Regions from separate parts of the Homo sapiens genome. Here region 1 is linked to region 2. The links are chromatin contacts, found by Hi-C or POLR2A ChIA-PET in ENCODE. All regions are on one chromosome and are shown on one strand. Each heading gives the region's core, a stretch centred on a gene start or an enhancer-like site at or near the end of the contact. The rest is flanking DNA. Distances are from core to core; before and after follow the strand shown. Region 1 has its middle 96 kb from the start of FN1. Region 2 overlaps LINC00607 (long intergenic non-protein coding RNA 607).

Region 1 (3,608 bases), core at 61-2,560, 260 kb before region 2:
ATGTATTACGTTAGGTGCTCAGTACATCTTAGTTCTCCTTGGAGATTCTGGTTACAGACACAGTTCCAATTCTTTCTGAATATCAAAGTAATATATAAACAATGTGTTTGCTAGGGAGAGGTGTGTTTGCTAGGGAGGGTCTAACCGAGAGGATGAGGCTCTAATTACAATATTTATAGTACTTGTATTTTGATTGCTTATGCTTACTCACCACATGATGAGTAAATGGGATGGTCTTTCTGAAGGAAAAGCAACTATACAAAGGATTCAAAGAGAAAGCTTTACCATCAGGCTGACACAAAGGCTATTAATAATCCTGTCCTCGAGGTGCCATGTGAAATCTTGATTCCTAAATGAGAAAATAAGTACATGTAGAGCTGAAATAAGTAAAAATCTATTTATGCAAGAGAAAAGTCACCATTAATTTGCTAAAACATTCCAGACATTTGTAACTTTGTGTGTATTTATATTTATATAATTACTTTCTATGCACACCATTTGATAACTGCCTTTCCCCCCACTTCACAATAGTTTATGGACCTTTTTCCATATTTCCACATCATTAAATAGTCCACTCAGCATTATTTTAAATGACTGAAAGGCACTGCATTGTTAGAATGTACCAGGATTTTAAAACAAATCCTTTTTGTTGGACATTTAGGTTCAACAAACTTTGTTTTTAAAAATCAAGAGGTTAATTCTCTGGTTGCCCATCTGATTGATGACTTAGAGGTGCATAGAGTTGAGGTAAACTGAGTGTGCGAATGTGAACTTGCAGGAGTGGGTGAAGACAGAATGCCTATCTCGGCACTGCAGAAAAAAAGTAGGGAAAGTGCAGCATCGTGAGAAATGCATTTCTGCCTTAAGTTTACTGGGAAAAATCAATTTTAGGGCCTAATAGAGCATCACTTATCTATATGTCACTTGGAATCAGTGTGTTTTCACCATCAACTAAGGACTACTATCTTGGACTGTGTCTCAAGAGAAATGGAGTAGAATCTCCAGATAGCCTTTTTCAGCCTTAGCAACAGGAAAGACAGAAATGACTTGGATATGTACAAACCTTCATAGATGATTGTGTGAAACTTGAGCTTTAAGAAAAAAGATGACAATTCTAAATATGCATTTTCTTGTGAAAGTCATAGAGATATTTTGAGGCGATTCATATTTTTAGATATAGTAGTTATTATTCCCTTCACGAAGAGATAAGATAGGCATTTCATTCCTCTCCCCTTTAGATTCATAAAACAAAGGTGTCTTTCATGGAATCAACTACCCAGCTAGGAAAATGTGTCAGGCTTACCAGTCAAGCTCAAAAATATGAAAAAGGTGACGTCTGTTTAGTTTCTCACAATTTTTTCCTTTTCCCCGATCCCAGATCTGTGAGTCACCATTCTGTGTGAAAAATATTTAGAGTGAGAATTATTCCTTGACAAGTTATGTTGTTAGACGAACTTCCCTATCACTCAAAGAAATGACCCTTATCTCTTTCTTTACTTGAAGAATATCTTGCAAAAACATTTAATCTAGTCCAGAATAATTTCAGGGGTTGACAACACTGCTCTCAAGCCATTTTGTAAATACCACTGCCTCATTTTAAAGAAAAGAACTTCTGTTTTCTTTTCTTGGTTAGTGGATTCTGGTAAGTCCCACCAGTTTGGTTCTATAAACAGAGGCCCTGACAATTTTATTAAGAGCACTGGTTTAATATAATGATTCATGAAAAAAGCCTAGATTAGAATATTAAAATATTAAGTAAGTAGATAACATGCAATTCTACCAGGAGGTATAAGGATGGAAATATCACAAATGCATCTCTTGGATCTATTATGAACATTAAAACCATCAGCCTGAGCACTTACTAGATTTTTTAACTGTGGCGTGTAGGTTTTTCAAAAAATATTTTTACATAAATATGCCCTCCTGTGGCCACTCACCTTTCCCCATTCACATCGCCCTTTCCCTTACCTTCCAATAAGCAAATATATCTTAACTAATGTCAGGCCTTAAGAGACATTTGTATTGGCATTCTATTTGACTTTAAGGTAAAACTAGAAATTTTTAGGAGTCACTTGACTGGTGAAATCACTCTCACTCTTTTTTTATGATTTAATGTTTTTATTGTCACTGTTAACTAGCATGAGATGGGGAAATTTTATTATATATGTGATAAAGGATTAATATCCAGAATATATAGGGAATTCTAAAATTCTACAACAATCACAATAAACACCCTGATTCAAAAGTGGCAAAGGACTTGAAAAGACACTTCTCCAAATAAGTTATACAAATGGCCAATAGGCCTGTGAAAAATGTTCAAACTCACTAATCTTTAGGAAAATGCAAATGAAAACTACAATGACATCTCACCTCATATTTAGGATAACTATTGTTAAGTAAAAACAAAAACAAAAAATAACAAGTGTTGGTGAGGATGTGGAGAAACTGAAACCCTTCTGCACTGATGGTGAGAATGTAAAATGGCATGTCCACTATGGAAAACAGTATGGTTGTCCCTCAAAAATTTTAAAGTGGAATTACTATATGATTCATCAATTCTACTTCTAGGTATATACCCCAAATAATTGAAAGCAGAGACTTGAAATATCTTGAAATTCAATTGAAATATCTCAAAATGGAATTGAAAGCAGGATCTTGAAATATCTCTGGAAGAGATTTTGTGATAGGTTTGGCTCTGTGTCCCCACTGAAATCTCATGTTGAATTGTAATCTCCAGTGTTGCGGGAGGGACCTGGTGGGAGATGATTAGATCATATGGAGCAGATTTCCCACTTGCTGTTCTCCTGATAGTGAGTGAGCTATTGCAAGATCTGGTTGTTTACATGTGTGTAGCACTTCCCCTTTGCTCTCTCACTTTCTCCCACTCCACTATTTGAAGAAGGTGCTTGCTTTCCCTTCTCTCTTTTGCCATGATTGAAAGTTTCCTGAAGCCTCCCCAGCTATGCTTCCTGTACAACCTGTGGAACTGTGAGTCAATTAAACCTCTTTTCTTCATATACTACCCAGTCTCGTGTAGTTTTTGATAGCAGTATGAGAATAAACCAATACAGAAAATTGGTACCAGAGAAGTGGGGCATTGCTATAAAGATATCTGAGAATGTGAAAGTGACATTGGGACTGGGTAATGGGCAGAGGTTGGAAAAGTTTGGGAGGTTAAGAAGACGACAGGAAGATGAGGGAAGGTTTGGAACTTCCTAGAGACTTGAATGGTTTTGACTAAAATGCTGATAGTAATATGGACAATGAAGTCCAGGCTGAGGTGGTCTCAGATGGAGATGAGAAACTTCTTGGGAACTGGAGCCAAGGTCACTCTTGCTATGCATTAGGAAAGAGACTGGAAGCATTGTACCCCTGCTCAGGATCTTTGGAACTTTGAACTTGAGGGAGATGATTTAGGGTACCTGGTGGAAGAAATTTCTAAGCAGAAAATCATTCAAGAAATGACCTGGCTGCTTCTAAAAGCCTATGCTCATTTGCATAAGCAAAGAGAATATTTTAAAGAGAAGCAGAGCATAAATGTTTTAAAAATCTGTAGCCTGACTATGTGGCAGAAAAGAAAAAAATATTTTCTGGGGAGAAATTCAAGC
Region 2 (3,544 bases), core at 246-2,745:
TTTGCTAGTAAAAATCACTGCAGTATACAATGTTATATTGAATATTAATATTGGCATCAGAATTTTCAGAGCATTAAAAAATGCCTGTATGACTGGTACTTCTTATTGAAAACTCATTTAGAATATTTCCCTTGACTTTCTAATTGTTCATTTGAAAATGAGGGAGGTAGATTAGATTATATATGTAGCTCCTTCCAAGTCAGATAATTTCTGAATCTATGAAGGTCTAGAATATTTCTCCAGAATCCCTCAGTAGACTCTCTTAGAAGTTAGTTTTTTAAAATAATTTAGGATAAATATTTTCATCATCCCAACATACTCCAAATAAAATTCATATTATTTTTGCTAAAATATTAAGCTGGGTTTGTTGAAACGTATTCTGAAGGGGAGAAAAGGTATTATCTTTTTCTCACTGATGACAAGGTTCGTGGCTGACACCCCATAACAAAAGACAGATTAACAAGAGAAAATCATAACAAAATTGTTTAACTAGAGTTTTACATGACATGGGAGCCTTCAGAAATGAATACCCTCAAACCAGGGGAAAATTGTGATTTTTTTTTTCTTTTTCTTGTCTTTTTTTTTTTTTTTTTTTTTTTGGCTTAGGTTCTATGAAGAACGGGCAGTCATGTAGAACTACAACTGGACAAAAAGGGAGTATGACCCAGTGGTAATAAACTGAGGGGAACTTAGCAAGAGAGTTCAGAGAACTCCTTTTCTTTTGTTTTCTTTTCTTTTCTTTTTTTTTTTTTTTTTTTTTTTTTTGAGATGGAGTCTTGCTCTGTCGCCCAGGGTGGAGTGCAGTGGTGCTATCTCGACTCACTGAAACCTCCACCTCCTGGGTTCAAGCAATTCTCCTGCCTCAGCCTCCCAAGTAGCTGGGACTACAGGCTCGTGCCACCACGCCCAGCTAATCTGTGTGTTTTTAGTAGAGACAGGGTTTCACCATATTGGCCAGTCTGGTCTCAAACTCGTGACCTCATGATCCACCTGCCTCAGCCTCCCAAAGTGCTGGGATTACAGGCATGAAACACCGCGCCTGGCCGAGAATTTATTTATGGCCATGTTTTAGGGGAGAAAAATGGGAGAAGCTCAGAGTGACCTTCTTGCTTCTGTGGCTTTCTCAATTGTCAAGGTGCTATATTTTGGGGTATCATGCCCTAGGCCCCAATAATTTCCTTTTTCCTTTCTTTCATTTTCTATAAATGCATCTACTTAGCTAAAAAGTCAAATACTCAAATGTAGATTATTTTGTCTATACAAGTTTTGCCATTTAAAACTTTTTGCCATTTAAATTATTTTCTTTATGTGCATTATGGCTTCAGAACGGCAACTCAGGGAAAAGCAGCTTACACCCATACACGTACATGCTTATCTCTTCCTGCTGAAACCAAGACCCCTCTGATTAGTGAAGACTGTTACTTGGGGAATGACTGAGCAGTACATGAGTTTAGGAGTTCCTCCTTTTTGTGTTAAGCATGGTTTGGCTTAACTCCAAACCAGGCATGGGAAGTCTTAGTCACACTAGGCCACTGAGTTTGTATTTGCAAGGAAATCTCTGGTTTGCTTTCTGTGTCACCTAGCACACATCTCCAAAGATTTTACTTGTATCACTTTGAACCCTAGAACAAATATTTTGACATCACACAGTATACACAGCAGAATCCCACAGCTTACAATGCAATAATGCACTTACTTTCAGCAAAGCAAGGAGGAAAAGGAGGGAGAGGGAGCTGGTTAAAACTAGAAGTTTCTACAAGTTAGCTTGCTTAATCAGTAGGAGGTGGGTTTATTTGTTTTGTTCTCTTTTAGTGGTTACTTTCTATTAATGAAGACTGTGTGTACTTGTGTTTGGGGTAAGCTTAGTCATTGACATAGGGACAGGGCTGGAAAACCTAAGTTAAGCTTAGCAAGTTAACACCATAGAGGATAACAACAAAGACTGTCTCTGTAAACAAACTTTAGACCAGGTTCTTTGTGCCCTCTTCTCAAATAGGCCTCATCTTTGGGCCTTGTCTTTGGCCTGCCTAGTCCAGTTTTAGCAAGAATTCTGCTAAGTCAGTCTAGCAAAAATCCCCTATCCTTGATATCTAATCACCCTGGCCTGCCTTCAGCAAGAATTCTGTTAGTCTCTTTAGAAGAATTTCCCTATCTTCGTTGTCTCCTCTTAGTAATTTTCCATTCACGGACCCCCTCACTCTGTTCATTGGATATAAATGCCCCACGGCTTTGCTATATTCAGAGTTGAACCCAATGTCTCTCCCCTACTGCAATAGTCTTGATACCTATTGCAATAGTCCTGAATAAAATCTTCCTTACTGTTTTAACAACTGTCAGAATTTTTTTTTTTAACAAGGGTCAGGCTGTTATTTGTTATGTGTGTTGTAAAACAAAGCATTTACAATCTTCTCCAAGTTTTATAGCTCAGTTTTAGCCATGGGTATTAAAATATGATCTCCTGCCTGGGACCTGAAGGCTCCAAAGCCCTTATTGCAATTGTGCTTAATACATCCCTCTAACCCATCCCCGTTTCTACCCTTCTGGGACAAGAAAAGCTGTGCCTTACTTAAAACTGCTGTGAGCATGAAAACATTCCACTGGATGGGGCTGGAGGCACAGGGTGAGGGGCAGCAGCTCTACTTTGAGCCGTAAAGTGCTAAGTGGGAGTTTCGTTTGCCAAGAAGGGGCCTTCCTGCACAAGGTGGAAGGTGGTGTTGGTGAATGAATAATTGCCAGGGAAGTATCACCAGACACCAGGATAAGATTTTATGGGTCATTGGGAGGAGAAAGCAGCTAACAGCATCCTTGTTGAGTCTTTAGAGGCACAGAGTAGAAGCCCGAGGGAGAGTAAACAGCAAAAATAGTTAAGGAAAAAATAAGCTACAAATAGTAAGGAGGGGAAGTGGGAGCACTGAGCATCAGGGAAATTTCTGGCAGAACTCTAGCAAATGCCTGCACAAAATCACACCAACCTGATGATGCTGTCATTCCTGATCATTTCCTCCAGCCAAGGGGTTGCTCTCCAAACTTACGGAAGAGAGAACCTGAAGGCAGTGACCTACCTATTCACCAGCTTATACATCAGCATGAGTTAGTTATTCCAGCTTATTTTATGAGCTGTTATTCAAGCATTTGAGTATCACCAATGGTGAGGTATTGGGTGATTTATTGCAGAATATTATTCCTCTGTCACTAAGTGTAATGAGATCATTTGCAAATTTTATTTTTTCTCTGCCTTCTAAATGCATGCAATTGTTAGACCACATATTTGACAGCTGATATGATCCACAAAACAAAGGCAGATTCCCTCTATTCATCGTATAACTTAAAGAGAAAGCTTCTTCCCTACCAGTTTCCTAGAGCACTATCAACCTTGCTAACATCTTTGCATCCACTTCCTTGGCTTAAAACAGCATTGAAAGTTGCTTTTGAGTTTCTTAATGCACTGAAGATGCGATTCCTAAAGAACCTGAGAACTATGGACTCTGATGAAGATGCATGTTGGGAGATGTGAGACAATAAGCAGATCAATGCCATTCCATCA

The links. Hi-C counts contacts between places; a loop is a spot of excess contacts on that map. ChIA-PET counts read pairs that join two places held with the same protein, here RNA polymerase II (POLR2A).
Region 1: a map of PC-3 shows a loop between it and region 2 (10-fold over the local background). The contact joins two enhancer-like sites. A Hi-C loop is called at or near these places in 3 of 168 maps with a recorded cell type or tissue (A673, IMR-90 and PC-3). POLR2A ChIA-PET finds 5 or more read pairs at or near these places in 2 of 52 experiments (AG04450 and activated CD4-positive, alpha-beta T cell).

The regions. Positions count from the first base shown.
Region 1 is chr2:215,530,186-215,533,793 of GRCh38, forward strand. No RefSeq gene overlaps it. Among named protein-coding and RNA genes, the nearest start is that of FN1, 96 kb to the left of the region's middle. Within about 2 kb of position 1,311, at least 4 of the 41 ENCODE cell types and tissues checked have a DNase peak (open chromatin) inside an H3K27ac peak, as active enhancers do; they include IMR-90 and PC-3, where a contact is called at or near this core.
Region 2 is chr2:215,792,421-215,795,964 of GRCh38, forward strand. All of the region lies in intron 1 of LINC00607 (long intergenic non-protein coding RNA 607), which reads right to left. Among named protein-coding and RNA genes, the nearest start is that of LINC00607, 49 kb to the right of the region's middle. Within about 2 kb of position 1,496, at least 8 of the 41 ENCODE cell types and tissues checked have a DNase peak (open chromatin) inside an H3K27ac peak, as active enhancers do; they include IMR-90 and PC-3, where a contact is called at or near this core.